Linked DNA regions of Homo sapiens: all the other regions are linked to region 2. Evidence: chromatin loops called from intact Hi-C (ENCODE). Cell type or tissue: dorsolateral prefrontal cortex. All regions are shown on one strand. Each heading gives the region's core, and the rest is flanking DNA. Links, peaks and the distances in the headings are about the cores only.

The links. A loop is a pair of places that touch in the nucleus more often than their neighbours do. Peaks named below come from ENCODE experiments on the same cell type or tissue, not always from the same donor. Only the 100,000 strongest peaks of a DNase experiment are listed, where the experiment ranks them.
Region 1: it touches region 2 in a loop (2.7-fold over the local background); 2 of 110 quality-filtered maps call a loop at or near these places.
Region 3: it touches region 2 in a loop (3-fold over the local background); 10 of 110 quality-filtered maps call a loop at or near these places.
Region 4: it touches region 2 in a loop (2.5-fold over the local background); 9 of 110 quality-filtered maps call a loop at or near these places.
Region 5: it touches region 2 in a loop (3.0-fold over the local background); 5 of 110 quality-filtered maps call a loop at or near these places.
Region 6: it touches region 2 in a loop (2.0-fold over the local background); 3 of 110 quality-filtered maps call a loop at or near these places.

What each region holds. Positions count from the first base shown.
Region 1 is chr21:31,106,785-31,112,090 of GRCh38, forward strand. No RefSeq gene overlaps it. Among named protein-coding and RNA genes, the nearest start is that of KRTAP19-8, 71 kb to the left of the region's middle. In dorsolateral prefrontal cortex, for the core only: CTCF peaks have their summits at 2,384 (motif pointing right) and 3,667; a DNase peak (open chromatin) is centred at 3,807; H3K27ac peaks cover 3,255 bases.
Region 2 is chr21:31,345,407-31,350,712 of GRCh38, forward strand. It overlaps a transcript of TIAM1 not described here. Among named protein-coding and RNA genes, the nearest start is that of TIAM1, 3.8 kb to the left of the region's middle. In dorsolateral prefrontal cortex, for the core only: CTCF peaks have their summits at 2,202 (motif pointing right) and 2,405; no DNase peak of the experiment used is centred there; H3K4me3 peaks cover 1,360 bases; H3K27ac peaks cover 812 bases.
Region 3 is chr21:31,512,053-31,517,358 of GRCh38, forward strand. It overlaps a transcript of TIAM1 not described here. Among named protein-coding and RNA genes, the nearest start is that of TIAM1-AS1, 45 kb to the right of the region's middle. In dorsolateral prefrontal cortex, for the core only: a CTCF peak has its summit at 2,793; a DNase peak (open chromatin) is centred at 2,779; H3K4me3 peaks cover 945 bases; H3K27ac peaks cover 1,047 bases.
Region 4 is chr21:31,218,638-31,223,943 of GRCh38, forward strand. It overlaps TIAM1 (TIAM Rac1 associated GEF 1), which reads right to left. Exons shown (of 28, transcript NM_001353694.2): 8 at 4,769-4,954. Among named protein-coding and RNA genes, the nearest start is that of TIAM1, 120 kb to the right of the region's middle. In dorsolateral prefrontal cortex, for the core only: no CTCF peak of the experiment used is centred there; a DNase peak (open chromatin) is centred at 2,185; H3K4me3 peaks cover 334 bases; H3K27ac peaks cover 1,122 bases.
Region 5 is chr21:31,469,753-31,475,058 of GRCh38, forward strand. It overlaps a transcript of TIAM1 not described here. Among named protein-coding and RNA genes, the nearest start is that of TIAM1-AS1, 87 kb to the right of the region's middle. RefSeq lists an enhancer at 848-1,811. In dorsolateral prefrontal cortex, for the core only: CTCF peaks have their summits at 2,788 and 2,995; DNase peaks (open chromatin) are centred at 1,338 and 2,869; H3K27ac peaks cover 4,365 bases.
Region 6 is chr21:31,263,810-31,269,115 of GRCh38, forward strand. TIAM1 (TIAM Rac1 associated GEF 1) reads right to left here. Exons shown (of 28, transcript NM_001353694.2): 4 at 2,201-3,174. The coding sequence starts at 3,163. Among named protein-coding and RNA genes, the nearest start is that of TIAM1, 78 kb to the right of the region's middle. In dorsolateral prefrontal cortex, for the core only: no CTCF peak of the experiment used is centred there; DNase peaks (open chromatin) are centred at 1,691 and 2,712; H3K4me3 peaks cover 1,637 bases; H3K27ac peaks cover 1,800 bases.

The sequences.
Region 1 (5,306 bases), core at 243-5,242, 240 kb before region 2:
ATCCAGGTCATGCTGATGCAAGAGGTGGGCTCCCATGGCCTTGGACAGCTCCACCCCTGTGGCTTTGCAGGGTATAGCCCACCTCCCAGCTGCTTTCAAGGCCTGGCATTAAGTGTCTGCAGCTTTTCCAGGTACACGGTGCAAGCTGTCAGTTGATCTACCATTCTGGGGTCTGGAGGATGGTGGCCCCCTTTTCACAGTTTCACTAGGCAGTGCCCCAGTGGGGACTCTGTGTGGGGGCTCCCACCCCACATTTCTCTTCCACACTGCCCTAGCAGAGGTTCTCCATGAGGGCCCTGCCCCTGCCGGAAACTTCTGCCTGGACATCCAGGTATTTCCATACATCCTCTGAAATCTAGGCAGAAGTTCCCAAACCTCAATTCTTGACTTCTGTGCACCCGTAGGCTCAACACCACGTGGAAGCTGCCAAGGCTTGGGGTTTGCACCCTCTGAAGCCACAGTCTGAGCTGTTCCTTGGCCCCTTTTAGCTATGGCTAGACCAGCTAGGACAAAACAGGGCACCAAGTCCCTAGGCTGCACTCAGCAGGGGAGCCCTGGACCTGGCCCAGAAAACCATTTTTCCCTCCTAGGCCTCAGGCCTGTGATGGGTGGTACTGCTGTGAAGGTCTCTGACATGCTCTGGAGATATTTTCCCCATTGTTTTTTGGTGATTAACATTCGGCTCCTTGTTACTTATGCAAATTTCTGCAACAGGCTTGAATTTCTCCCTAGAAAATGCATTTTTCTTTTCTGTTGCCTCATTAGGCTGCAAATTTTCCAAATGTTTATGCTCTGCTTCCTCTTGAATGCTTTGCCACTTAGTAATTTCTTCCGCCAGATATCCTAAATCATCTCTCTCTAGTTCAAAGTTCCACAGATCTCTAGGGCTGTAGCAAAATGCTGCCAGTCTCTTTGCTAAAGTATAACAAGAGTCACCTTTGCTCCAGTTCTCAACAAGTTCCACATCTCCATCTGAAACCACCTCAGCCTAGACTTTATGGTCCATATCACTGTCAGCATTTTGGTCAAGGCCATTCAACAAGTTTCTAGGAAGTTCCAAACTTTCCCACATCTTTCTGTCTTCTGAGCCCTCCAAATCCCTAGGAAGTTCCAAACTTTCCCACATTTTTCTATTTTCTGAGCCCTCCAAACTGTTCCAACCTCTGCTTGTTACCCATTTCCTTTCTTACTCTTCCCCTCTGTATTGAGACTTCATCTCAAAAAAACAAAACAAAAAAACAGTGTGTATCACTTCTCCTTTTGCTCTCTTCCTCCTGCTCCAGCTGGCTTCCCCTTTGCCTTCCACCATGATTGTCCATGCTTCCTGTACAGCCTGTGAAACTGTGAGCCAATTAAGCCTCTTTTCTTTATAAATTACCCAATCTCACGTAGTTCTTTATAGCAATGTGAGAATGGACTAATACAATTAATAAAACATTTCAGAGTCATTTCAGAATCTAACCAATGACTTGGACTTTTCCAGCTTGAGATGCCAGCTTTCCTCTTGCCTCCCCAAGACAATTTTATTTTTGCCATGTCAAAATTTCTTAAACATAGTATCTACCAAGGTACAATAGGAACATTTCCTTGTAGAAAGCATGACCATTTCTTAACTTATAAAAACAAGCTCCATGGCAGAGAGGGATCCCCTCTGAGGCCCCACCACATGGCAGTGGCAGCCTGGGATCCCACTCCCGGGATTAGTGATATTGCTGGAGTCTGTAGATCTGAAACATAAGAATTATCCTGGACAAGCTGTCTTCATAAGAGAGCTCTTAATAAATAAAAATCAGACCAACTTTTCTGGGCTATTACAGAAAAATGAGCAAAAGAAAATAACAACTGAAGGGTAGCAAATATAACACCTCAAAATTTGACACTTTGGCATAAGGAACCTTTCTTTTCTTTTTTATTTTATTTTATTTTTTTTTGAGACCAAATCTTGCTCTGTTGCCCAGGCTGGAGTGCAGTGGCACAATCTCGCCTCACTGCAACCTCCGCCTCCCAGGTTCAAGCGATTCTCCTGCCTTAGCCTCCTAAGTAGCTGGGATTACAGGCATGCACCATCACGTCTGGCTAATTTTTGTATTTTTAGTAGAGACGGGGTTTTCCCATGTTGGTCAGGCTGGTCACGAACTCCTGACCTCAAGTGATCTGCTCGCCTTGGCTTCCCAAAATGCTGAGATTACAGGCGTGAGCCACTGTGCCCGGCCGACATAAGGATTCTTCTGAGATGAAGGCAATTGAGAAGAAGCAGATAGGAGAAAAGCTCTCTGCCCTTCCCCTATTTGCCTAAAAGCAAAACAGATTTACATCAGGGTCCCTCCTCTCGTCTTTACCAAAAAGAGATGACTTTACAGCCTTATCAACCTGAAGATGGCACCAGAGGAATCCACATGACAAACTAGCCTTTATCCACCCTTAGTTTCCTTTCTGTTTATTTGCCTTCCCACAATTTGCCACCCCTAAAGACTGAAGGTCCTTTTCCTTGTCTTGTCACTTCTCTAAAGATGTACTGCTCTTTGTTAAAGGTACTATATACAGCAAAGTTCTCAGCCACCTCTTTGACAGTTACTCTTTCTCTGAGTTTTCTCCCATGTGTATATGAAATATACTTGTTAATCAGCTTCTGTTTGCTTTTAATAATCTGTCTTTTGTTACACAGATCCCAGTTAAAAACTAAGAAGGATAGAAAGAAAAATTATTTTCCTCTCACAGGCAATTACAAGTTTTAAAACTCAAATATAATTTTTTAAGAGAATTTCAAGATCAACTGCTTAAGAAAGAGCAGTATCAATAAAACTCTGGTAGAATTCTCAAGTGTGTTCCTTATAAAAATTGAGTGAATAATATAATTTTAAGTAAAACAAATTGTGTATGCCCTGAACAAGATTAAGAAAAATTAAAAAAAAATGAAACAGTTGATGGAATTTCATGTGTATTTGTACTATAGATTTTTTTCTGGTGTGCAGAGTTATAGGAGAAATCTGAAATTCAACCAGAAAAAAATATTTTAGTAAATTTTTCCTATCTTAGCTAAGATATAGATTATGGGTTTTAATTCTTTTTTAATTCCCAAACTGGGGTACTTCAGACTCAGCTATCTGAACATGAATTATTGAGTAATACAGCAGTGACACAGGGCTCACCCACAAATTGCTAGTTTGATTACAGCTTCCATATTTGCTTTAAAAATCAGGCCGGGCGCAGTGGCTCACCCCTGTAATTCCAGCACTTTGGGAGGCCGAGGCAGGCAGATCACGAGGTCAGGAGTTCGAGACCATCCTGGCCAACATAGTGAAACCCCGTCCCTACTAAAAATACAAAAATTAGCCAGGCATGGTGGCATCACCTGTAGTCCCAGCTACTTGGGAGGCTGAGGCAGGAGAATCGCTTGAACCTGGGAAGCGGAGGTTGCGGTGAGCCGAGACGGTGCCACTGCACTCCAGCCTGGGCAACAGAGTGAGACTCCGTCTCAAAAAAAAAAAACAAAAAAAAAAACCAGTACAAAAATTGAACACACTTTCAAGGTAGCTTTTCCATTATTTAAAATTCAATATGAAAATGTTTATTTTTATTCTAATCACTTAGATCACTTTTAAGTCTAGATTAACTTTTATATATTTAACAGGGCGGTGAATAACTTTACAAGTGGATACAAAACTGTAATTAGAATAAAGGCATTTTCCAGCTTGTTCTCTACAAATGCCAATTTTCACTTGATTTGTCAAAACCAGAGCTAGAAGCTTCCAAAGCGAACTTGGCACCATCTCATCATCTCAGAACACTGAGAACATTGAGGCCCTGCAGCTTTGTCGATGTGGGCTGCGGGAGGGAGAGAGAGACACAGCAGGTGGTGACCACTAATTGGTCACAATGATAAAGTAGGTATTATTATCCCCACTGCAGAGGTGCAGAAAGAGACACAGAAGCATTGGTGTTTTGCCCAGGTTCACACAGCTGGTCAACAGAAATGTCAAGGTTCAAGCACACAGGGGGCCCACCCCAAAGCCCATGCACTTCCTCTCCATTCAGACGCCCTGTTCTCAATACAGAGGGGAAGAGTGAGAAAGCCTGGACTGCCCTCGACAATAACTCTGACTTCTCTGTAAAAATTTCCAATTTCTTCTCAGAAACTCCCTAAGATAATTTTGAAAATATATTCCTTCTGACAGCTAAATGTCATAATAAATGTTTTTATTACCAATTTAAGTAGTTTCAAAGGATGCTATGTCTGGCTATGGTAGATTACTGCAGTAATGGTCCCTAAGGAGTCACACTTCCCTGGATCCATGACCCTGGAGAGTTCCTTCCCAACTGGACACACGGCTTGCTTTTGCCAAGGGTTATGAAAAGGTGAATCAGGAAGAAGCCTGAAAATCACTTGTGTTCTGGGGCTTGCTCCTGCTACTCTTTGGAACCTGCAGTCACCATGTAAGGAAGCCTATGCTAGTCTACCGGTGGAAGAGAGACCACGTGAAGCTCTCCTGGCTGAGGTTCCTAGACCAAGCAGCCTTCCAACTGACACATACGTGAGGCCACAGGGTGTGAGAACATGCAGCCCCAGCTGAGCTGAACCGCCAGCTGACCACGGAGCTCCACCAACCCAGCCAAGTCCAGAACTACCCAGCTAAACCCCCAGATTCATGAACAGCATAAGTGCTTGTTGTATTAAGCCACTAAGCCTTAGGGTGCTTTTGTTACCTAGCAATTGATACACTTACATATTATAAAATTTGATATTTTCAAATAAAACTATTATGTCAGTTTTAATGTATCCAGTGTATCCAAAATCCCAAATCAATTTAATGCTCATCATCCATTCAAAGGATACATTTAAAAACTCAAAAATTTCACATCATTCCTTTTTTCTTTTAGCCCCATTTTCTAATATCCTATTATATCCTATTACCCTATCAAACTTCTCTAGAACAAAGATCTAGATAAATGTCTATGTTAAAAGTTTTGGCATTTCCTATGACCATAAAGCTCCAACTATTTTTTTAAAAAATCACTTATGGATTGTGTTATCACTGCAATTATTATTGGTAGACGATTGACCAATATAAAAATATATCAGCTAGGCACAGTGGCTCATGCCTGTGATCCCAGCACTTTGGGAGGCTAAGGTGGGAAAACTGCTTGAAGCCAGGAGTTCCAGACCAGCTTGGGCAACATACGGAGATCCTGTCTCTACAAAAAATGTAAAAATTAGCCCCAGGGGTCATGGCATGTGTCTGTAGTCTCAGCTGTTCAGGAGGCTGAGGTGGGAGGATCGCCTGAATCCGATTTGAGGCTGCAGTGAG
Region 2 (5,306 bases), core at 253-5,252:
CATTTAAACTTGACTCAAATATATATGTATATATATCCATATATATATTTTATATATATTCATATATATCCACACGGATTCACACATATATATATTCATATGTATATGAACATGAAGAAAGAGATGGCTGGTTCATCTTTACATTCTTGGTAAAGAATATAGGCTGGTATAAAGGCTGGTATAGCAGAAAATTTAATAACCACCTGATAAATGAATTAAGCAAATAAACAAAAGAGTACCCACAAACACATCTAAAGGAACAGAATGGGCACGGTGGCTCACGCCTATAATCCCAGCACTTCGGAAGGCTGAGGCAGGTGGATCACCTGAGGTCAGAAGTTTGAGACCAGGCTGGAAACACGGTGAAACCCCGTCTCTACTAAAAATACAAAAATTAGCCAGGCACGGTGGTGTGTGCCTGTAATTCCAGCTACTCAGGAGGCTGAGGCATGAGAATTGCTTGAACCTGGGAGGTGGAGGTTGCAGTGAGCCAAGATCACACCACTGCACTTCCAGCCTGGGTGACGGAGTGAGACTCTGTCTTGAAAATAAATAAATAAACAGAATGAAGAAAGAGAAGAATGTTTGGATACAGCAATGGTCCTTAGTTGGAGGTGAATTTGCCTCCGGGGAACATTTGGCAATATCTGGAGGCATTTTTGGTTGTCACAGCTGGGGGTTGCTACTGATATCTAGTAGGTAGAGTCCAGAGATGCTGCTCTACATCCTATCATGCATATAACAGGCCCCCACGACAAAGAATTATCCAGCCACAAATGCCAATAGTGCTGCTGCTGCTGAGAAACCCTGATTTAGAAGTTTCACTATCACCTGTCATTTAATTAATGTATTCCATCTATTCCATATAGCATCATCAATTTGAAGAGACTCTCCAGGGACTTAGAAAAACATGAAACAACACTTCTCCTTTTCCACTGTGCAGCATTCAATCGCTGAGAACCATACATATGGGCTCAGAAGAAAGCAGACACTGAGATCAGAGGCAGGAAAGCATCCCGTGGTTTTGGGTGCAGCCTTGGCATCCATGCACTCACCAAGCTACTGACTTACGCTGAATCTGGATGAAAACAATCATGAAGGGGATGGGAGAAGGATGATGTAAAGCCAGGCGGGACTGTCTTGAGAATCAGAGATCGCGTACTTCGGGGAAGCCGACATGGTGTGCAGCGAGAGATGTGACAGATACTGAGACAAAGCAGCCCCATCGAGGCCCATCAGTCATTTCTCCATTGACAATTATGAGTCTCCGCTGGAACTACTCCACACACAACAGGAAGGCGCTTCATCTCATTACAGCATATAGAAAAGAATGTTACAAATCACTCGTGGGAAGAGGAAGGCAAGCACCATGAAGTCAGTGGTCAGAGCATCAGAGCAGTGGGCTTACACGGGGAGCACATCTTGCCTACAGGTTTTCTGGTCTCATGATTACCTAAGAAGGTTTCTTTTAGCTCTGGGTGGGTGGGGGGCATATACTTTTTTTTCACCTTCTTTCTGATATTATTATTTAATTTTGCATGGAGGGGGAGAAGAGCTTTTTGTTGTTACTTAGTGTTTCTCTAAAGGGGACGTGGGGGAACAGTAGGTTTGCTCATCTTGAATTTTCTTAAAGCCACATATATGGTGGGGACGCAATACATACATGTTGGATTAAACCAAATAGTCCCCACCTTCTTCCCTATCTCTCAGGCCTAAAAATAAAGGGTCCCCTGTAGATGCTTCTAGAGAAGAATAACTTGAGATCAAGAGTCTGAGCAACATGTGAACACGTTACATAAACCCTGCTGGCTCCATACAGTGGCGGGCAGGTTTTCACAGATCTGAACAGAACGGCTTACCTGATAGTGATGAAAATACAGCAATATCAGAACTGGAGAGGCCCCAGGCATTGGCCTTGGGCCTCGGAGGGAAGCAGGACTTAGCATCCAAGAATTTACTGCTATAGCAGAAGGGCTGTGTCCTCCTGCCCAGGAAGATTCCCCCACAACACTAGTAGACAAGTGGGCAGTAAGGAAGACGCCTATCCCTCTAAAGGTACCAGTTTCTTAACCTGCAGTTCTGAAAGCCACTCGTTTTGCTTTTTAAGTCATGCGAATTTCGGAAAAGAAAATGTGAACGCAGGTCCGAGCCCCATCAGCAGCAATGAACTTATACACAAATGTACAGTATTTCTGCTCCAAAGAAATGCAACCAGTAGAGGGAGCACAGCTGACTTTTGTTGTTAATTTCTCAAGATCGGGATGAACCTGGGAATGACGCTAAATGATACAAAAATAACACACATCACCGCAAAAGAAAAGATGCATGCACGGACGTTCAGAGAAACTGCAAACCCTGACACCCTTATGCACGAACGTTCAGAGAAACTGCAAACCCTGACAACTTTATGCACGAACGTTCAGAGAAACTGCAAACCCTGACACCCTTAGGAGGTATGTGAATTGTTAGTGGATATTTGCACAAGAGCTGGCTAAACAGACAGAAGAGGACTACATAAAAAATAAATTCATGTTGGAAAACAATATGTGGCATGTGGAGAAAAGGTCACAAAGGGTTAAACTTCTTTTTCCCTTTGTCAAGTGGATTTACACTCAGAAATGAAAACGTATGGAGAGTTTATTTAAGCATATTCTCTCCAAAAATTTTAACTCAAGTGTTTAGCTTGCTCACTCTCTCTCTCTATATATTAGATCTACAATAGCTGGGCTTTAAAATTCCTTTCAAATTGCATTCTCAGTGACAGAGATGACTTCCAAAAGCAAGCATTTTCTGGATTGCTCTTCAGGGGTCTCCAGAACCAACTTGGTCAGGAATCAAGGTGTCTTCAAGATCTGCGAATTTGAAGCCATCAGCCACAATGGAGCTTACCTCCACCTTTTCAAGCCTTCATAGAACAAAAACAAGGTAAGAAGTGCTGGCACCAACGCGTCCTCACCTATGTCACCTAGCAACAATGTTATCAGCAGCAAGGCCAGGGAAGAGTCTCCTCCTCCTCCTCGTGTTAGGTGATACGCAACAGGGGTGTCAACACCGTCAAATTACCTGAATCCAAACACGATTTCCCAGCATAACTGCAGTTCCAAATATGCATCCTGTTAATGGAATCCATATTTGGACTGCTATGGAAATGCAGAAGGTTTTTCATAACTACATTTTGTGGTTGACTACCAACGGATTGCCAAAATCAATTTTTTATATTTGAAACTGATGAAAGGTCTAAATATGGATCCATCCCACACACTCCCATGCTAGGTAATCTGAGGGTCTGCTTGGGAATACGGACATGTTTGAAAACACTGCAAACACTTGTTTCAGCCCTGGATGGGGTCTTTCTATTCTCTGAGAGACAAACAAGGTTCACCTTTCTAGGCAAAGTTTTAAAACACAGTCTTCATTAAATTTGATTTGATACAAGAATGTTTTACAACTTCAAAGTAAACCTTATGCCAACCAAACTTAGAGACTCTTTACATAGTTTTCTCTATCTGAAAACAGAATACCTAACAAATACATAGAGATATTCTTAAAAAATACAGGGCCAGCCAAAAAGAGGCCAGGAAACTCTAATAGCTTTTAAACACCACCTCCAGAATGCATTGCAGGGACTGTGTGGCAAATTCCCTAAAATCCAAGGGCTTCAATTTCCTTTACTATAAAATGATGAATGTTCGATTTAATTTTCTCTGCCTTCTGAGCTCTATCTTCCAATTATAAGTTTCCATGATTTTAAAGCCCCCATTGTTTTCATTACCCCAAATTAGATTTCCTTACAGAAGAACAACTTTCATCTAACAAGTCAAAGTCAACAGGGTCAGGACTCCTTGGTAGCCCACATTCTTCTAAGTGAAGCCAGGTTTGTAACTGAAAGGGTGAAGGGAAAAGGGAGGAAGTGCAACCAGAGTTAGATAAAGATAACAAAGAAGGCCAAGGAAACATCCGTGAGCTCTTAGCTCCCACCAGCAATAAACCATATGGGGCCAGATGCTGTCCCACCCACACACACAGTAAGGCTTTTGATTTCAAGGGCCCTGGGTGCCTTGCACAAATGGTGCATGTGTTCACGGGGGGTAAAAGCATCGAAGTTTTTCCTAGTTTGGGACCTTTCAGATACCTCCCTGCTCGGCAGCAATAAACAATAATAATTGTTATTGGCACTAGAAGTAAGATAATATAGAATAACTAAGAAGACAAAAAGTCAAGTTCTAATTTCAGTCCTGCCATTTCTTCAAAGAATGCCAGGATAGCTTTATAATCCCCAGTATAGCCTCTTGAAAAAGCTGGGTCAGGGAGTATCCCATCGGGGAGGCCTCATTGGGTCATGAGAGAAGCAAGGATACAAAATGAGAAGAGCCGGTTCAAGTCCAGGGTCCAGCGACAACCAGAAGAGTAACTCAGAGCAAGTCCCTCTGCCTACCCTTCGGTAAAGTGGGAACTTAAAATAATAGATGCCTATTGGCAATGGAATGCATGGGTTAACAGGCTTTGGACTGGGCACATGCCCAACACTGTCTCTAAATGGGCGAATGGGCACTAAACATGTCAAGACAATTTTCAATCAGGAAATAAGCCAACCCTGTTTCTTAAACGATCTTAGCATTTATAATGTTCTCAATGTTTTCACATTGACGGTGCTATTTTGGCAAAAAGTACAGTTCTGGCACTAGTTACGTGTCAGATAACAGAATGGAGGTCCTTCCCAATGGGGTCACAGAGGGCTCACCCTCTTGAGCCCTAAGCCTTCCCCAGAGAGTCCCTACTGTGGGGAAGTAGCAGGCCACCCTTGTGAGGGTGGACGCAGTGAGCCACAAAGGCCCGACACTAACCAGGTCCAACCAATTTAATGGTATTTAATGGTATTCATGGGTGGGAATCATTTTGATTTTTATTTTATACTAAGATACAGTAACTGTCACTTTAAAATTTTGGGGGGCCAAAACATACTGGGGCAGGGAGTGGAGAATGACGCTGGCTAAGAAGGTGATATAGTTTGGATATCTGTACCCACCCAAATCTCATGCTGAATTGTAATTTTTGGTGTTGCAGATGGGGCCTGGTGGGAGGTGATTAGATCATGGGGGTGGATTTCTCATGTAGAGTTGAGCACCATCCCCTTGGTGCTGTTCTCGTGATAGTGAGTCAGTTCTCGCAAGATCTGGTTGTATAAAAGTTTGTGGCATCTCCCCGCATCTCTCTTTTGCTCCTGCTCTGGCACGTGACATGTCTGCTCCTGCTTCTCTTTCTGCCATAACTGTAAGTTTTCTGAGGTCTCCCCAGAAGCCAAGCAG
Region 3 (5,306 bases), core at 249-5,248, 170 kb after region 2:
CTGGGATGCACTGAATTTCCTTATCCTACTGCAATTTATTTTATTTGTTTATTTTATTTTTTGAGATAGGGTCTCACTCTGTTGCCCAGGCTGGAGTACAGTGGTACAATCTTGGCTCACTGCAGCCTTGACCTCCTAGGTTGAAGCGATCCTCCCACCTCAGCCTCCCAAGTAGCTGGGACTACAGGCACATATCACCATGCCCAGCTAATTTTTTTTCACTTTTTGTAGAGGTGGGGCCTCCCCTGTGTTGCCCAGGCTGGTCTCAAACTCCTGGGCTCAAGTCATCCACCCGCCTCGGCCTCCCAAAGTGCTGGAATTACAGGTATGAGCCATCTCATCTGGCCACAATTTTATTTTTACTGTTGTCACAACAGCACTATATAAATCAATGAATGGCCTGTGACCCAGTTTGAAAACTACGGACACAGCCCTCTGCAAAATCCTTCCTACTTCATTTTTTCAGAATATTTAACTCCAGGGACTAAATTCTGAGGAAAACTCCCGGGACCTTCTTTTCTTTTCCAGAGTCAAAGACAGTCCTGTCTTTTTCTTTTTTCTTTTCTTTTTTTTTTTTTTTTTTGAGACAGGGTCTCACTCTGTCACCCAGACTAAAGTGCAGTGGCGTGATCTTGGCTCACCGCAACCTCCACCTCCCAGGCTCAAGCAATCCTCCCGCCTCAGACTCCCAAGTAGCTGGGACAACCGTTGCAAGCCACCATGCCTAGTTAGGTGTTTTTTTGTTTGTTTGTTTGTTTGTTTTGTATTTTTGGTAGAGACGGGATTTCACCATGTTGCCCAGACTGGTCTCAGACTCCTGAGCTCAAGTGATCCTCCTACCTCAGCCTCCCAAAGTGCTGTGATTACAGGCACGACACACGGCACCCAGCCAAAGACAGTCTTTTCTAACCATAGGGAAAACTATAATGTTCTAAAATAAACAATATGAGACTGGACACTAAAGACTATGAGGAAACAGGCTTCCAGAGGGCTAACTGCTCTATGCTAAAAATTCAGTGAAGTTTAACATTTACTCTTTTTTAACATAATTCTTAACTTCTAAAGCAATGCTATTTATTTTGTTTAATAAACATTTTCACACATGCCATATATATATGTTCCATACATATACACGTACCATGTTCCAGACACTATTTTAAACCCTTCACAAATATTAACTCATTTAATCCTCACAATGACCCTATGAAATAGGTAAACTATATGACACCATTTTACAGGTGGGGAAACTGAGGCCCAGAGAAGCTACCTGCCCAAAGTTAAGAGCTGGGATTCCAGTCCACTAGTCTGTGCTGCTCTAATTGATTTCTTCATCAATTTTCTCACTATCTCAGGTGCCCCTGTTCGCTATTAAGCGAACTTCCTCTTGAGTTTCAATGCTACCATGTTGTGAAATGCAAACTCTTAAACAAACAGCCCTGCCATTCAGGAGGGTGACCCACAAGCTCTCACCCTTTCAGCAGTCATCATCCCTTCCATGTTCTTTAGCAGTAGAATCAGACTGTCAAAATTAGCTCCTTAGAAACCAGAATATACCTATATTGAAAGAGCTAACTTCTGGATCTGTTTTAATGGAAACTCTTGTACAGATACCATGCCCTTCAGTTGTTTTCTTTAGGGTCAATCTAGACCTACTTGTAAAAATAAGGTTCTGGAGCCAGATGCAGTGACTCATGCCTGTAATTCCAGCACTTTGGGAAGCCGAGGCGGGTGGATCACCTGAGGTCAGGAGTTCAAGACCAGCCTGGCCAACATAGCGAAACCCCATCTCTACTAAAAATACAAAATTAGCCGGGCATGGTGGCATATGCCTGTAATCCCAGCTACTCCGGAGGCTCAGGCAGGAGAATCACTTGAACCTGGGAGGCAGAGGATGTAGTGAGCCGAGATGGTGCCATCGCACTCCAGCCTGAGCAACAAGAGCGAAACTCCATCTCAAAAAAATAATAATAATAAGGTTCTGGCACATCCCCCAAAGGCCTGCGACAGAGGGACATTTCTGGAAGGAAAATTCCCTTGTATTTCAAAAGCGGCTCTGACCCCATCCTCCTGCCTCATCCCACCCTCAATTGTATTTCATGATCTAAGAGGTGAAATTAAGAACAGACTCCCTGACTTGTAGAATCAAAGATGTTTGCCCCCACACATAATGCAAACCCAAGATTAAAGAAAGTAAAAACCGTTTAAGACCAAAAAGGCAATTATCCAACCAATCTCGTTTAATGAGAGAATTTACAAATTCTAGGTTCTTCCTTCTAGGGTTCTAAAGATTAGCCACCAATTGCTCAGGGCCAGCAAAGCAGCTGCCACAAATGTTAAGTTCCTAGCTGGAAAGTTAAAAAAATCATATTGATTTTTGAACTTTGGGAGGCCAAAATGGGCAGATCACCTGGGGTCAGGAGTTTGAGACCAGCCTGACCAAGATGGTAAAACCCCATCTCTACTAAAAATACAAAAAAAAAAAAAAAATAGCCAGGTGTGGTGGCAGGCACCACACCTGTAAACCCAGCTACTCAGCAGGCTGAGGCACGAGAATCGCTTAAACCTGGGAGGTGGAGATTGCAGTGAGCCAAGATTGCACCGCTGTTCTCCAGCCTGGGTGACAAAGTGAGACGCTTATCTCAAAAAAAAAATATTGATCTGAGTTTTGATACAACCACAGTCCTCCAAACCTCCAGCGTTCTGAACTGCAGAGTGCACGCCTGGAGGTCTGGAGTGTGGTCCCTGCTGATGCAGCTGCGCTGCCCTCTCTCTGCAAGAAAAAGGCCTCCTGCAGCCCGCAGCTGGGTGGAACCACGGGACAAAGCAGACTTTGTTCCAGCGGAAAGCCGATGTTAGGAGTTGGGAGAGATGGAAAGCAAGATAGAGTCACTTTATTTCTTGCTTCCAACTCTCATTATGTCTATTACACAGGCACACGACAGCTGCCAGACCCAGAAGTAGGCAGACGGGCCTTGCCTGGTTCGGTGACTCTTTTGCCAAAGGACATTGTGGATTTGACTACACTTTTGCAGAAACCCAAGTTTGGCCCTGGACCAAAAACCAGTCCTACCCTTTGTTATCCACCTTTTACCTTTCTTCGCTATCGACCCACAGGCCCCAACTCCAAAATCATGACCCACCCTCCCCACGCAGCCCTCATGTGCCTGGAGGGCCCCTTCTTCTTTTGTCTCTCTAGGAAAATCTCACCATCTTCTAGGTTGAGTTAGATACTCTATCCTCCATCCTATTGCACAGAAATCCTCAAAGTGTGGTCCCTGGACCAGTGGCATCAATATCAAAATCTGTGCACTGTGCCCCAGATCTACTGAAACAGAAGCTTGGGGTGAACCAGCAACCTGTGCTTTCACAAGCCCTCCGGGGGTGTTGATGCCCACTCAAGCTTTGCCCACTTCAACAGCCATAATCACTACTTTACCTCCTCCCTACTTAGCTTAGGACTCTGTCATTGTAAGTCCCTCAGAGTCTGGCACAAGCTAGGCACCCTATAAACACCCAATTGTTGAATTAAGCTAAATAACCTCTTCTAAAACTTGAAAGGGCAGTGTGAAATCGACAACTTTACAGGCTGCTGAACCTCCACCACCATCTTCAGACATGCAGCGCCAGCAACACCCAGGAATCCTGCAGAATAAAATCCTGCAGAATAAAGCCAGACTCGGTCAGAATTTCCATGGAGCAAGTGATTTGGGAAAAATTAATATGTGGCTCCTGTTCATGACCATTGTCTGCAGTAAGATTCTAAAACACACCAGGGACTGGACACATGGCTCACACCTGTAATCCCAGAACTTTGAGAGGCCAAGGCAGGCGGATCACCTGAGGTCAGGAGTTCGAGACCAGCCTGGGCAACATGGCAAAACCCCATCTGTACTAAAAATAGAAAAATTAGCTGGGTGTGGTGGTGTGCACCTGTAATCCCAGCTACTCAGGAGGCTGAGGTAGGAGAATCACTTGAACCCAGGAGGCGGAGGTTGCAGTGAGCCAAGAAGGCGTCACCACACTCCGGCATGGGAGATACAGCGAGACTCCATCTCAAAAAAAAAAAAAAAAAATAGGGGCTGGGCACAGTGGCTCACACCTGTAATCCCAGCACTCTGAGAGGCCAAGGCAGGCAGATCACCTGAGGCCAGGAGTTAAAGACCAGCCTGGCCAACATGGTGAAACCCCATCTCTACTAAAAATACAAAAATTAGCCGGGAGTGGTGGCATGTGCCTGTAATCCCAGCTACTAGTGAGGCTGAGGCAGGAGAATTGTTTGAACCCAGGAGGTGGAGGTTGCACTGAGCTGAGATCTCGCCACTGCACTCCAGTCTGGGTGACAAAGAGAGACTCTGTCTCAAAACAATAAATAAAATTAAAAAATAAAACACACTAGGGCAATGTTGGGAATGACACTGGTTTATGTCTCAAAAGGAGTCTTCACTGGCTCCATCAGGACAGCAGAGTTGAACCACTCCCTAAGGAAGAGAATTCTCTAAGAGAAATTAACCCACAGTATTTGGTATAACGTCCTCTTGCCTCATTAGAGCCACTGATTCCAAGCTTCCACCCTGCAAAACTCAACACACTATTGGTGCTCACACAACTGGACTTACCCTAAAAAAAAAAAAAAGAAGGAGAAGAAAAGATAGATAAAAATCAGAATAAAATTGAATAACAGGGCAGCACAGCACAAAATCCTTAGAAATATAATGAATTCAGGCTGGGCTCGGTGGCTCACACCTGTAATCCCAACACTTTGGGAGGCCGAGGCAGATCACGAGGTCAGGAGTTGAAGACCAGCCTGACCAATATGGTGAAACCCCATCTCTACTAAAAATACAAAAATTAGCTGGGCGTGGTGGCGGGCGCCTGTAGTCCACCTACTTGGGAGGCTGAGGCAGGAGAATCACTTGAACACAGGAGGTGGAAGTTGCAGTGAGCCAAGATCACGCCGGTGCACTCCAGCCTTGGCGACAGAGCAAGACTCTGTCTCAAAAAAAAAAAAAAAAAAGAAAAGAAAAGAAAAGAATACAATGAATTCACATGTTCTAGGCTTCTCTCTTTGCCAAGCACTATGTCAGGGTCTTCAAGGCTCACAGTGCAGCGGTTAAGGCTACAACTCTAAAGGCAGACCACACAAGTGTTCCCTGCTCCATCACACGATCTCAGGAGATCTGTGTAAAGAGCTTTAAAACAGACTGAGGGTCATGGCTCGTGCCTGTAATCCCAGCACTTTAGGAGGCCAGAACAGGAGAATCACTTGAGGCCAGGAGTTCAAGACAGCCTGAGCAACATGACGAAAC
Region 4 (5,306 bases), core at 47-5,046, 130 kb before region 2:
TATTTTCCTTGCAGTAGGGCATGGATTGGGCTTAAGTCCTGGTCAATGGCATACAAGCAAAAAATATTTGCAACTTCCAGGAACTGTGCTCAATGGGAGGGGGCTTTCTGTTATTCTTTCCGCTATCCTATCTGTTTTCTTTTTCCTGATAAAAGGAAGGTCTGTGTTGTGGTCTAGGATGTCCCTACCTAAGCCTTTTCAAGGATGGCAGAATAACAAGACAAAAGGGACTGGGCTCACTGAAGATGAAGGCACCTTACCAGACTTGCATCACTTACATGTCCTATGTTTAGGTAAATGGGAAAGAAAACTTGTATTTTTTTGTTGAACAAAAGCTAAACTCTGTCGAGGTATTACAATGTGCCAGCAACCCAGAGAAGCATTTCCTTTTTTTTTTTTTTTTTTTTTTTTTTTGACGGAGTCTCGCTCTGTCACCCAGGCTGGAGTCCAGTGGAGCGATTCCAGAGAAGCATTTCACAAGGGAACACCCTAAATGTAAATCTGTCACCAGGATAATTGCTCAAGTAGAATCTCCACAAGGACTCCAGAAAGTCCTCCCAGGCAAAACATTCAGGCTTGAACTTTATCCTACCAGGTGGCAAGCAAAGTCCCAGGAATTTAAGGGAACTTCTGCCAGAAGGTCTCCATGGGCCACCCACCCGCTCGCCTTTCAAAAAAGGGAGTGGCAGGAGGAACAGCGAGTCAGACTTGAAATGAAACTTCTCCACCCACTCTTTTGTTGCCAGAGGTGAATGTCTTGGAACCTACTTGTAGATTCCCACACAGGCAACTCCCAATGTGACAGATGCCAATTGGCAGCAATGCAGGGGATGAGGCACTGTTGGTAACATGAGGGGCCTCCCCAGCAGTCAGCGTGTTGGTTGGAAGGCACGCCCCTCTGGGGCTTCAGTACTGACAATGTAAACACCGCAGAAGCCCCACGGGTGGCAGGGACCCCTACGTACATTAAAAACAGGAATCAAAACGGCTTCTCTACAAGGGTATTAGAGGGAAGGTTTTTGGACCCAAACAAAAATAGGAAGATGAGGGAGCTGAGAGGTCTTGCATTTTGCATTTTCTCAGCTTAGCACGTTAAAAAAACAAAACAAAACAAAAAAAAACCCCAGATCAGGGCATAGAAAAATGTGGTATCCAAGACACTGGTGAGAATTTTCATGAGAAAGATCTTAATCTAAGATTACACCGGAGGTGTCACAGGGAACAAAATCACAAGACAAACACACCGTAAAATATGTAAAAATTTTCTCTTCTCTATTTTCATCACTTTCTCAGTTAAAGGTAAACAAAGGTTGTAAAAGGAATAAATTATAACATGCAGACATGCATATGCTCACATGACTATGTCAACACTGAATAAATGGTGTTAAAAATTTTTAAATTCTAGAGGAAAAAAATGTCCATTTGGCCTCACAGTCATATAGTCATTTTATAAATAAATCCAGTCATTAACAGTGACACATACATAGAGGCAACCGTATAAAATACGTCGACATATATTACTGTTTGCTTTCTTCATACACACAGCAATACCTGTACTTACTGTGTCTAGTTAATTGTTTACTTATTTCTTACCCTTCTCTCCCACAAGAATATAAGCTTCAAGAGGACAGGATCTCTGCGCTGTTCACTATAGTCCTAATCACAAGGATAAAACTGACGGATGCCAGGCACTTACATACATTTGTTGCTTGAACAAATAAATACATAAATACCACAAAGCAAAAGCACATCCTATATAACACGGTGACAACAATGGGTGCATCACACCAACACGGCACATGTATACATATGTAACAAACCTGCACGTTGTGCACATGTACCCTAGAACTTAAAGTATAATGTAAAAAAAAGAAAGAAAAAAGAAAACTCTTCAGTTTACAATTTCCAGACAAAGACAGCATGAAAGAGAAATTCATACACCCATAAATATTCTCAGTTATCAGCTGACTAGTTAGTTTAGTCTGTTTAACAAACACTTTACTTAAGTTTCTTATAAGCAGTAATTCTAAATTGCTTGGGGCCTTGTAAACTGCAAAAGTAACCACTATCCCCAAGACAATAATGACTCAAAATGAGCAAAGGGATTTAGAAAAAGGGCTGGCAGAAGAACTGCTGGACCAGAGCTCAAGAGTTTCCCAATGATCTTTGCCCAGACAATGCCTCCCTTTGTGGCCTGAACCTGATTACTCTATCATTCTGCTCATCTGTGCAAACAAGAACAATGATAACCTTCTTTCAAAGAGTACAGCGAGGACCCTTCAGTTAATTACTGCAAATCACTCAGCATTATGGGAAGCTTTCTCAGTGAATGCTACTTCAATTGTAGCTCCCCAATCTACCCAGCCCTGTTACCCTCACACCTCCTCCTTCCTCCTCCCCCACTAAAAAGAAGAAAAAAAATTTCTGGACAAAGACTAAATTGAAGAATGTTTCAACCCCAAGGAGAAAAAAAATCCCAGGGGTCAAATGACAAGGAGAGGAGGGAAAGAAAATAAGAGTTCCTAATAAATCAGACTGCAAAATTCCCTGCCCGGGATCTTCCACAGGAGCTAAAGCAACAAATAGGAACAGACACCCAACAGGCTCGCCTGACTTGTTCCGGCTGAAATGAAACCCCTCATAGAAAAGAGAAGTTGCAGGAACATATTGAAACACCCAGACTTGTATCACTGACAAAGCGAGCAAAAACCCAAGAAAGGAACAGAGAGTTGAACGTATGGACTTCAATGTTCTTTAAAACCACTGACCAAAACACCTCAGAGTAACTAACTCTCCCATCCCCATCTTCAGCTGGCCAAATTTTAATAGCCTGCCCCCCTGAAAGAAAAGTACACACACATCACAGACATTGAGATGAAGGAAATTAGAGGGTCCGAAGATGAATTATGGAAGAGTAAAACGGTAACCTTCTCAGGGAGGCTGCGCCCAGTGGCTTTGAAGAAAATAATGAAAGCATACAAGTTTTAGGGAGAAAGCAAAATTATTTTCTCCAAAATCTAGCAAGGTACAGTAAGAGGAGGAAGCCACTTCGATGCTCCGGGTTTGGTATTAATACAGATGGTACCTCGATGACATCACGAGTTCCCTTCATAAAAATGCGTCCTCAATGGATGATATTCTGACAAGGAGATAAAGAAGAATTTCTATCCTAGTTTTTTTGTTTATTTTTGTTTTGCAGAATAGGCGAACTGAGATTTGGCTAAGTTAAAAATTGGTGTCCAGGTCTCCAAGAAATAGATCTGGAGTCAAAAACTGAAAACGTTTTGTAAGTTTATTCAACACAGCACTTTGTCCCACCACTACTGAAAAAACAGGATTTAATAGCTGTATGGAGAGGTGGTAGCCAGGGAGACCAAGAGCTGAGCTGTAATTAGCAGAACAAATCAGGATGCCAGTTTTAATAACTCCAGAAATTGGTTTAAGACTTCTTTAAAAATGTAAATCTACCCCTAATTATCTGAATGATGATGCTAATCTATTTATAAAGAATACAAACGCCTCTGACTGAATTATAGCTCTGAATGCAATTGAAGGGTACAGCTGACAAAGCAAGAGAAGAACAGCACAGCTAAGGTTTTACAAAGCAGTTTCTGGAACCTGAGACTTAACATTTAATTCTCTAGCAAATGTGCTAAGGTGCAGTACATTCTAAGTGGGTGTCGACTTGGAAAGACTAAAACCATGTTACTCATACAGCAATTTTTGAGAAGGAGCCAAAAGTACACAAAGCTGCTCGCAATTTAGCAAGTACATGAAATTACAGATTATAAACACACAACACAACTATACAATCTGCCGCTCTAGAGGTCAGATGGAAATTCCCTTCCTCAAGCAATGCATATATGTTCAGCTGGCGAATCACAGAGTTCTTCGCCTTGCTCTAATGCATCGGGTATTCGTGGTCATCAAAACAATGGTAAAAATAAAGTGAAATGGAGAGCTCCAAAGAGATCTGTGTTCCATATATGGTGTATGTGTGTATGTATGTGTGTGTATATATACATACATGTACACATACATATATATATATATATATATATATATATATATTTTTTTTTTTTTTTTTTTTTTTTTTTTGAGACAGAGTCTCACTTTGTCACCCAGGCTGGAGTGCAGTGGTGCGACCTTGGTTCACTGTGACAACCTCCTCCTAGGTTCAAGCGATTCTCAGGCTTCAGCCTCCTGAGTAGCTGGGATTACAGGTGTATGTCACCACACCCAGGTAATTTCTGTACACTTAATAGAGACAGGGTTTCACCATGTTGGCCAGGTTGGTCTCGAACTCCTGACCTCAGGTGATCCACCTGCGTCGGCCTCCCAAAGTGCTGGGATTACAGGCATGAGTCACTGCGCCCAGCCTGAGAATGCATTGATGTATGAGAGTGAGCACTCCACTCACCATTCCCACCAAGTTTATATAAAAAATATGTATTTGGGTTCCAAACATGACACTGTCTAAAGATGACAAGAGCTATCAACAAATACTACATGTGAACAGCGCTGAAGATGGTACCCTTCATATTTCCTTTGCACAATAGCTTAGGCCCCCCCATCAAGAGATAGATGCTTAAGTAATATATTCCAGACAGGTTTAAATGGAAATTTGCATCCACTGCAAAGGGAGGGCATTTCAGAAATCCATACACAGCAGGAAGCTCGAAAAACACTTAGGAGACTCTTGTCAAGTCCTGCTCAGGATTAAGCGTCAAGCTTAATGTTTTTCAAAAATTCATTAGCTTCTACTCACCAGGGCATGAAACGATGATACCGAAAAGATTCCAAGGCGGCCCATGGCCACTTTCGTTGGTCGACTTGCAAAAGCGAGAAGCCTTTTGGGGTTTGGCAGCTCCCCACCCTGAAGGCTGGCTAAATAACAGCGGAAACGAAACAGGTCCATTTGGAACTGCTCGAGATTTTGCTCCCAGACAAAGATCTATGGTAGTGAAAACACGGGAAAAGAAAAAGTGAGAAAATGGGAAACAAATGCTAATATCTTTATCCTATACAGATCTATATGTCGTAAAGGCATTCATTATAATCCTAAGGAATAAACAACAGGTACCTAAGTTTCTTAGTTACTTATGTTTCTTCTGCAAGATCTATAGCCATAAATTCAGCATCATAAATAGAAAGTGACAAGTTCCTCTGTTCCCTCCTATCTTGGAGTTCGTACTGGGGGCATGATAGGTCTATCAACTCCAAGATCTGGACCACAAACTCTAGACTCCAGAAGTAAAAATGTAGAGATTTCCATCACCAAAGAACTATATGACTTAACAAGAGGT
Region 5 (5,306 bases), core at 225-5,224, 120 kb after region 2:
ACCCGGGAGGCAGAGCTTGCAGTGAGCCAAGATCGCGCCACTGCCCTCCAGCCTGGGTGACAGAGCGAGACTCCATCTCAAAAAACAAACAAACAAAAAAAAAATCAATTTTCTATCTTTGCCCTCAATGGAGAGGGAAGAAACAGAGAACCTGATTTTTAAGCTAGATTTCCAGGCATGGGTAGGGGCAGGTGTGGCGCACTGTCTGAGGAGGCTCCGAGTGTTACGAGTGTCAGTGAAAACCTTGAATTTTTTTTTTTTTTTTTTCTGAGACACAGTCTGGCTCTGTCACCCAGGCTGGAGTGCAGTGGCGCGATCTCAGCTCACTGCAACCCCTGGCCCCCTAGGTTCAAGTGATTCTCCTGCCTCAGCCTCTCAAGTAGCTGGGACTACAGGTGTGTGCCACCACACCTGGCCAATTTTTATATTTTTGGTAGAGACAGGGTTTCACCATATTGGCCAGGCTGGGCTCAAACTCCTAACCTCAGGCGATCTGCCCACCTCAGCCTCCCATAGTGCTGGGATTACAGGTGTGAGCTCCCACGCCAGGCTGAAAACTTCAAATGTTATTTATTTATTTACTTATTTATATTTCCTTGAGACAGAGTTTCACTCTTGTTGCCCAGGCTGGAGTGCAGTGGCACGATCTCGGCTCACTGCAACTTCTACCTCCAGGGTTCAAGCGATGCTCCTGCCTCAGCCTCCCAAGTAGCTGAGATTACAGGCATATGCCACCAGGCCTGGCTAATTTTGTATTTTTAGTAGAGACAGGGTTTCACCATGTTGGTCAGGCTCGTCTCGAACTCTTGACCTCAGGTGATCCACCCGCCTCAGCCTCCCAAAGTGCTGGGATTACAGGTGTGAGCCACCACACCTGGCTAAAACCTCGAATTTTCTACACAAAATTGTGTGTATGTGTGCATTTTTCTGAAAAGAGAAATCCAGAAAGGAAAAGGTCAAAATGTTTCTATATCCTCAAAAGGTGACCAAAAATTTTAAGAGACAATGCTGCCGGGAAAACCATGTAGAAACAGCCACTGTCTCCCCAGGAGAAGAGAGAGGAACCGGCAGGTGGTGGGTACCCAGGTCAGCTCCATGAGCAGGAATGCCACCTCTTCCCTTGCCAAGGGGAGCTGGGCTGGAGGAAGGACCAGCACCACCCCTCCAGCCGCCACCCACCCCCGAGGGGGCAGCTGGGATGGTGCGTTCCTGCAAATCTCTCACAGCTCCCTCTCAACACTCAGTGACATTTGCAAAGCTCATCAGCCCAGCAGGTGTCGGATGCACAAGCAACAGCAAAAGCAGTTCCGGGGCTGGGGAAAATCTCATCGTGTTGTTCTGAAAACCTCCGGGCTGCTGAGAGTCTCCAGGCAGCAAACCAGGAGGGAAAAAATACTCAGGAGACAAGAGAACAGCAGAGCGGACCACACAGGAAATGCCCAGGTGGGCACAACGAAGCCCGGAGCTGTCTGCAGATTCCTGCCCCGGTGGGCATCGGTCAGCCCTTCCGGAGCCCAGATCCGCCCCTCAGGAGCTGTGTGGGGAGGATCAGCGGCCCCCTCCCACTAGGCTCGGTTCCCCCCTTTACCACACAGACACGATCATTCAGAATGAACCTCATAGGGCTGTTGTGGGGTCAAGGAGAAAATGTGCTTTGCATGTCACCAAGACCCAGTAAATGCCTTCAGATGTGTGTTGGGATTAGTATCAGAGCTCTTCTCTGTTTTCTTCCCTGCAGGGGTGATCACGGGTACAAACAAACAGCAGGTGACAAGGGAGGTTGATGGAATCAACTTCCCAGTTCCACAGGGCCCTTGCCCAAAGGGAGTGGCAAGGGCTAGGTAAGGTGGCTTATACCTGTAATCCCAGCACTTTGGGAGGCTGAGACGGGTGGATCACCTGAGGTCAGGAGTTAGAGACCAGCCTGACCAACATGGAGAAACCCTATCTCTACTAAAAATACAAAATTAGCCAGGCATGGTGGTGCGTGCCTGTAATCCCAGCTGCTCGGGAGGCTGAGGCAGGAGAATCACTTAAACCCAGGAGGCAGAGGTTGCAGTAAGCTGAGATTGCGCCATTGCATTCCAGCCTGGGCAACAAGAGCGAAACTCCATCTCAAATAATAATAATAATAATAATAATAATAATAAAGGGAGTGGCAAGCCAGCCAGGCAATGCCACCTGAGAGGGGCGGGAGCCTTGAGTCCACAGGGAGCCCTACAATGATCTCCATCTCCCATGCTGTGGTCCCTTTTCCAGCTGTGTCAGTGTCCTCAGCTCAGAGGCACAAGGCTGTTGTGGTTAAGAGCCTGGATGGGGAGCCTCGGTGGACACTTGGTCTTGCCATGAACTGACTGGACGGCCGTGTGCAAGTTATATCATCTCTCTGTGACTTAGTTTCCTCATCCATAAATCAGGATGATCATAATCATAGTACCTGTGTTTCTGTGAGGTTTAAATAAATTCAAACAAAGTTATCAGAATAGTGTCTGGGCCAGGCTCAATGTCTCACGCTTGTAATCCCAGCACTTTGGGAGGCTGAGGCGGGCAGATCACTTGAAGGCAGGAGTTTGAGACCGGCCTGGCCAACATGGCTAAACCCCATCTCTACTAAAAATACAAAAATCAACTGGGTGTGGTAGCACATGCCTGTAGTCCCAGCTACTCGGGAGGCTGAGAGAGGAGAATCGCTTAAACACAGGGGGCAGAGGTTTCAGTGAGCCGAGATCGTGCCACTGCACTCCAGCCTGAGCAACAAAGCAAGACTGTCTGAAAAAAAATAAATAAATAAAAATAGTGTCTGGTGTGCAGCAATAACTCAATAGATGCTGGCTGTCACATGCCCCGCATGTTTCAGTGAGTTTCCAAGGACCATTAACAAAGAGGCCTCTGTGCTCCAGATACTGGCACCACCAGCCCATGAGCCTACTACTACATGGCCTTGATCCTAAGATGGGTTCTGTAATTTAATGTTCCTAAACTTACAATAGACATGCACATTTCACATAGATTTTCTCATCTGTTAAATGGGGATAATAACAGCATCTAGCTAACAAGATTAGTGGAGGATTAAGGATTAATATAAGCAGAATGCTTTGAACAGAGCTTGGCATGGCGTACGCATCAGAAATTGTCCTCTGCAGGTATTTTCACCGTCATTACAGTAATTGATCTGATCTGCTGCAAGTCTTCGCACTCCAGTCAAATGTGGAAATTCTTCCTCACCCCTCACTCAATCCAGGCATCACCTGACCCTGGTACCAAAGATGCACGGTCTGGAGCTGGCAAGGGAATGGCCTCGGTAAACAGAAAGATGCTGTGGAGTTTCAGGCATTTTCTGGGGTTTTCCCACTCTGTTGTCTTCCCAGAATTAGTTACTTACAAAAAGAACATGGCAGCCAGGCACGGTGGCTCACGCCTGTAATCCCAGCACTTTGGGAGGCCAAGCGGGCAGATCACGAGGCCAGGAGATCGAGACCATCCTGGCTAACACGGTGAAACCCCATCTCTACTAAAAAATACAAAAAATTAGCTGGGCGTGGTGGCGGGTGCCTGTAGTCCCAGCTACTCGGGAGGCTGAGGCAGGAGAATAGCGTGAGCCTGGGAGGCAGAGCTTGCAGTGAGCCGTGATCGTGCCACTGCACTCTAGGCTGGGGGACAGATCAAGACTCCATCTCAAAAAAAAAAAAAAAAAAAAAAAAAAAAAAAAAAAAACATGGCTTAGAAGTTGCTGAGTTGCATATTAGATCCCAGGTTGATTTAAGGTTAATTTTGTTTTTTTTTGCTGTTGGAGTAATTTTCAGGTCACTATGTTGGCTTCTTGGTGGCCCCTGGAGCACAGCTGGCCTCCCGTCAGTCTGAGGGCCTCATGGAAAATAAACCTTTAGCAGGGGCACACAAGGAAAACAACCGGAAGTGGAGAGAAAAAGTAGCAGGAAAGGGGTCCCAGTACAGTCAAAGATCAGCGAGTGAGCCAGGGATTGAGACAATCACTAAATCAGTGGCCTCCACTGTCCGTAACAAAGTCTGAAATAAGTTCCATAAAATCACTATTTTCCCCTCCTCTGTCACCTTAGCTGGTGCCGCCCTGCACTGGAGACTTGCAGAATCATTAGTCTGTTCCTGCACTGCTATAAAAAAACACCAGAGACTGGGTAACTTACAAAGAAAAGAGGTTTATTTGGCGCACAGTTCTGCAGGCTGCACAAGAAGCATGGCACCAGCATCTGTTTCTGGTGAGGCCTCAAGAAGCTTCCACTCATGGCAGAGGCAAAGGGGGAGCAGACATGTCACAAGGCGAGAGAGAGCGCAAGAGAGAGAAGGAAGTGCCAAGCTCTTCAAACAATCAGCTCTCCCATGAACTAACAGAGTGAGAGCTCACTCATCACCATGGGGATGGCACCAAGCCGTCTGTGAGGGATCCACCCCCATGACCCAAACACCTCCTGCCAGGCCCCACCTCCAATACTGGAGATCACATTTCAACATGAGATTTGGAGGGAACAAGCATCCAAATCGTATTAGAGAATATTAAACCAATTAGGGTACAGTCAATGAAAGGCAGAATCCTAACAGCACAGACTCTGGGTCAGGACACCTGGATTCAAATCCTGGTTCCCTCAACATTTAGCCATGTGACCATGGTCCAGCCCCAGGCACTCTGTGCCTCAGTTTCCTCATCTGTAAGATGAGGATGGCAGCAGCTAACAGGCAAGTGAGGTGTAAATGAATTAATATATATGAAGCTCTTAGAAAAGTGGCAGACACACAACAAGCACTCACAAACCTTTAGTCTTTTTTTTTTTTTTTTGAGATGGAGTTTCACTCTTGTTGCCCAGGCTGAAGTGCAATGACGTGATCTCGGCTCACCGCAACCTCCGCCTCCCGGGTTCAAGCGATTCTCCTGCCTCAGCCTCCCGAGTAGCTGGGACTACAGGCATGCACCACCATGCCCGGCTAATTTTGTATTTTTAGTAGAGACGGGGTTTCCTCCATGTTGGTCAGGCTGGTCTCGAACTCCCGACCTCAGTTGATCCGCCTGCCTTGGCCTCTCAAAGTGCTGGGATTACAGGCCACCGCTCCCAGCCAACCTTTAGCCTTTATTATTCTTCAGTTCCTGCACCCTGGGAGCCCTACAGGGAAAACCTGTTTAGGGTAAGGAAGGGAACTTTTCCAGCTTCCTGCAGCCGGTGAAATGGGAAGATAATTGGAGACCCACAGAACAGGATTTGAATTGCAGCCGCTCCACATATAAGTTGCTGTGAGCTAGTTTTTTATTATTATTATTATTATTATTATTATTATTA
Region 6 (5,306 bases), core at 69-5,068, 82 kb before region 2:
CATAGATCATCTCTTTGAATCAGCCTTGCAGTGCCAATCTGATAATGCCTTCAAGACAGCCCTTCAATCCCTTTCAGGTGACTCTTTAATAGGTCACATATCTCCATGATCTGTCCAATTGACAGTGCAGAAGTAGCCCTCGCAGGGTAGACAGAGGGGCTGCAGGTGGGTTATCTGGTCATTTGTGTCATTACAATCTCAATTCAGAAGAGATGGGTTTAAAATTCAGGGAGTGCATCTGGAGGCAAGCTTCAGGCTTACGTTCTCAGACCACAGATGCAGCCTTGGTAGCAACTTGGTTTCTAGGACACAAGTGTTTTTTTTTCTTTCCTTAGAGTCAAGGGGTACACGTGCATGTTTGTTACATGGATATATTATGCAATACTGAGATTTGGGCTTCTATTGAACCCATCACCCAAACAATGAACACAGTACCCAATAATTCGTTTTTCAACTCTTGCTCCCCTCCCTCCCAGCTTTTGGAGTCCCCAGTGTCTACTGTTTCCACCTTTATGAGGTACTCAAGATATTGATCCAAACAACTACCCCGAGTCCTCAACCCATATGCCTCCACTAACAATGATGAAAATTACAACAGCTAACAAAGTTGCCCTTACTGGCTGCTTCCTAAGAACCAGGCACTATGCTTCACATATTATTTCATTCTACTTTCTCAAAAAACCTTATTACCCCCATTTGACAGATGAAGAAATTAAGGCTACAAGAATGTGAACAACTTACCCAAAGTCACTCAGGTAAGAAGACGTGGAGCCAAAATATCCGGCTTGGACACCATCAGCAAAACCTGTCCTCAGGCAGGAACACAGACAGTCTAATGCCGATTTTCTTTTTCTCGGCTTCCCCTACATCCTCCATCCTATGCCCATTATATTTAGACCCCCTTTCCAGCAGAACATACCCTTGAAATGCCCATTTGACTTGCACTGGAGCAAGGCTGGAAGGTGCAGTACCACCTCCTACTGGGCAATCAGAGTGCTGACTGCAGGGAAGTCTGCTGGTCAACCTTGAGGCTGCTCCGCCATTCAAGGCAAACGGACCCAGTCTGGAATTTTAACCTGAAGCACCATCTACAAACCACCTCCACATCCTCAGCAAAAGCCAAGACTCCCTGAACTCTGCCTCAGAGAACAGAAGTACCAGAAAAGGCCCAATGCATGCAGGATTACTCCACATTTCTTTCTTTCTTTCTTTTATTGACACAGAGTCTCACTATGTTGCCCAGGTGGGACTTAAACTCCTAGGCTCAAAGCATCCCCCTGCGTCAGCCACCAAGCCGGCTCAACTGCCCAACATTTTATTATCCTAATCTTAATTATCATTGCCAGCTAAGGTAATGGTGCCTCCATTCACTAGGAAAACACTTTCAAAATCTTTTTTTTTTTTTTTTTTTTTTGAGATGGAGTCTCGCTTTTGTTGCCCAGGCTGGAGCGAAGTCTCTTAGTTTCCTCCCCACGGTTTCGTGCACTAGACCCCGAAGCAGGCAAGCTGAGCATCTTTATCCCCATTTTTCAGAGGAATGACTAGAAGTCAGGGTTTGCCCAAGGTCAAACAACTAGCTGGTTGCAAAGTAAGAATTGGAAGCCACCCATGTTATTCCTTCCGCTACACCTCCCTCCAGAGACAGGGCTGGCCAGCATCGCACGGAACAGGAAATTGAAATGGCTCCCGGTAAGGCAGCGAGCCTGCCAACCACCGAGAGAAGCTGACAAGTGACCCAAACCCGCCCAGAATTTAAAATGCCTCCTCAGAGGAGTTGCCGACTAACCTCCTCCCACCTGCTGCAGTGAAGAAATAAGTTCCAAGAGTCTGCAACCCACCATGCCTGTTTTTCCACGGGAAGGACCAAGTTAGAAAGGAAGCTTGAATAAGTGGGATGCTGTTGAAGAACTAAGATGTAGAAGCAGTTTCCCAATATGAACTTACTAGCTTTTTTCCCACTCCTATCACATCGCCACTCCCCCCACACACTTCCCTTAATCCCCACCCCTTAACCACAGAACTCTAAGAGGGGCAAAGCAGAAGAGAGAGAAATCCTCCCAAAACAGCACCAGCTGCAGCAACTACCAGGCAAACAGGGTAAAACCCGATTAAAAGATGGAAATCTTCTAAGAGCAAAGTCATGCACTTAAAGAGTCATGCACCATTCCCAAAATATTGAAACAAATTTCAATCACTTTACCTGAGTTGTTTTAGCTCTTCTGCCTTGCATGCTGTTGCTATGGCTAATTTGTGGGTTGGTGGCACCTTCAGAGAGACAGTGAGATTTCCTACAGGGAAGTGTGTTATAATTACTGTACGGAGGAGTCTCTTCAGCAGCAGCTGGTGGCATCTTATGGTTTGCAAGATTGGGAATATCAGACACCAAATTCCGACAGTAGCCTGCAAATTTGCTCCCCGGCCCCCCGTTTGCTGTCACTCCAGAGTTTTTCTGAGCATACAAGTCACCCAAGGAATTGGCTCTCTGACAGGTGCTGAGCTGCCGCGGACTCGCCCGCGTTTCCATCCCCCGAGCCTCCTCGCAGTCCTTCTCTTCGGCGGAACCCAAGATTTCTTCGTTGCTTGTTAAATGTTCTTGGCTCAGATCAGAGAGTGAGAATTCCAGGCTGTCCTCCCGCCAGATGTCTGCAGATTTGGAGCGTTTCTTCTTAAAGCTCGCCGTCTCCATGAAAGTGGGCCCATTGGATGTATAGGAATGCTGCCTCCTGCCTCCCTCAGCCAAATATGTAGCGTCATCCCCGTAAAGCCTGCTCTCCTCAGTGTCTGGCATGCTCTGCACAGAGGCTGCTGTGAGGACGATGCTGCTGTCTACGCTGGGAGTGACAGAAGAGTCAGTGTAAGACACAGGTCTCAAGCCCATGTCCACTCGGTCCACCCAGATGGGGCTCCCGAAGTCTTCTAGGGTACCATCTTGGGAGAAGGGCTCCAGGCCATTTTCAGCCAGGGACTGGGGGATGCTGGGGGTGCTGCTGGATCGGGTGCTCACTTCGGAGTTCCTGTGGATCACCTTCCCCGAGGAAGCGTGCCTGGTCCTCCGCGTCTTGTGCGAGAGGCGCAGGGAGCGGGAAGTGTGCTTGCGCCCCAGGCTGGCATGCTTTTCTCCATAAAACTCGTGCTCTACATGTTGACTTTCTGCGTTTCCCATGGTTTTATGGTCTGCAGCAAAGCGGGGGGAAAGGGGAGAATTGAGTCACTATTAGTACAGGTATAGGCATCTTAGAGAAAGCGCTCAGCCTGCAGGGAGGGCAGAACACCTTGGCTCACAGGGGTTGTTAGGTAAGTAACAGCACAACTTCCTATATGCACCTGGTAGGTTCTCGGACTCTTACCTGGGAGCAGGTGAACAGTAACATCATCTACTGAGACTGCCCCCTGAGATGTGAAATGAGCTCATAAATATGAGCATCAGAGAGTTAGACTTGTCTCTGCCCAGAGAGAAGATGGCCACAGGCCATAGCTGAGAGCGCTGCTTTTGGACAGCCAGAAACTCTGCTGACCTTGTCTTCCTTACTAAACATTTGAAGTTCTGCTCCTATCTATACATTGAAAACTCTGAAAGTACAAACCAAAATGTTCACCAAGGGAGTAATTTCTGTTTGAAATGATACACATATTTCAAAAAACAAAACTTAGAGGTGCATTTGGTAACCTCCTTCCCTCCCTGACAATGGGTACGTTTCGTTTTTTCATTTTTTTTTTTTTTTTGGCTCTATTTGAGCTCTAATGATACTTCAAAATCAATCAAAAATGGAAAACCTCAAGGTGTAAGTCTGATCAACTTTTCCTAGTAAATCAAAGTCAAAAATTAAAAAAAAAAAGCTTTGACCTTTAATGTCACAGCCTTCTGAGAACCTGGATTTTGGGGCATTTGGGGAGGGCTATGGAGGGGTGGTGGGGATGGGCAAAACAAAATAGAAAAAAATAGAAACTCCGCTCTCTGCTTAGCAGTAGATTAATGGGTTTATTTCTGGGAGCAAATCCAACCTGTGAACATTAATCTGGTACAGCATGCCCTGCAAACAGAAATTCACATTGTGAAACCACTAAGTGTGATTCCGCCTTCTGGGGCCCCCCAGGTTAATTCAAGTCCCTCCTTAATATTTTTACAGTCTCTCTCACTGACCCGATGACACAATTCTGTTACCCACAGTGGGAAAGAGAAAAATCTTCAAAGCTCGACAACTGTGACTCTACTTAGCCTATTCTTGTTCCATGAAGTCTCTCTAGCGCACTTCAAATTGTATGCACTTAAGATAACGCACATGAAAATAGCTGGAAAGGAAAGAAGAAAAACAGAGTAACTGGGCATATCTCTGAGGTGGTTCTTTTAACCACCTATAGAGCCATTCATTCAGAAAATACACATTGAGCACCTACCATGTTCTAGAAGCCAGAGATACAGCAGTGAACAAAAGGGACACATCCCCTACTCTCATGAAGCTAATTTCTAGCCAGGGAAGGCACGTGATAGACAAGAAAGTAAAAGCATCGTGGTGAAGCAGGAAGTGATATTACCGTGATCATTGCAAAGAGATCGAAAGAGCCTGGAACACAATATACCTTCACATTGATCCCAGACTTACTCTATAATTCCACTGTTCAGGCTAAAACGTTGCTGAAACTCTCACCAGCACATCTTCACTGAAATAAAATTTGTGGCAACACAAAGGGAAACCCTCCATTGAATGTTCCAGTGAGTTCAGGGGTAACTCATACAGACACCAGATGTTAAGCTGTTCCCAGGCTGGAATATTCCCCACCAGGTCACACATCACAGGAATCTCAGAGGGAATTTTCCAATAAAGACAATCTCTTTTTTACTAGGAGCAAGTAGATTTCAAAGCAATATGTTCACGCTTCTCTGGTATCTTTAAGAAGCAAGAAAAAAGATAAAAACGAAAAGATCAACGGTCTGTGCACAACCATTTATATTATCTAAATTCCTAAGAATGGTACATGCTACATTTCTTACAAGTAAAATAAATAAATATGCATTTCAATAACACTAAAGGCTTTGACCAATGCCTTGGAGTTCTTTATTTTTTTAAAGTACATATTAAGATACCTGGATGTGCCTATGTAACTATATGTTTTGCCAATAAATAAAGACTTAGAACCAATGTTAGTCACAGCCCCATTTTAAGACTCACATAGGTTTAAATTTAAAAGAGGAAAGAACTATGAGGAAATAAATTGAGTAAAAGGCAAAACTGTCGCCTCAAATATGCTAAGATTTACCCTCCTCTAGCACATATATCAAAAGTTTGCAAACATAAATTGACACATAT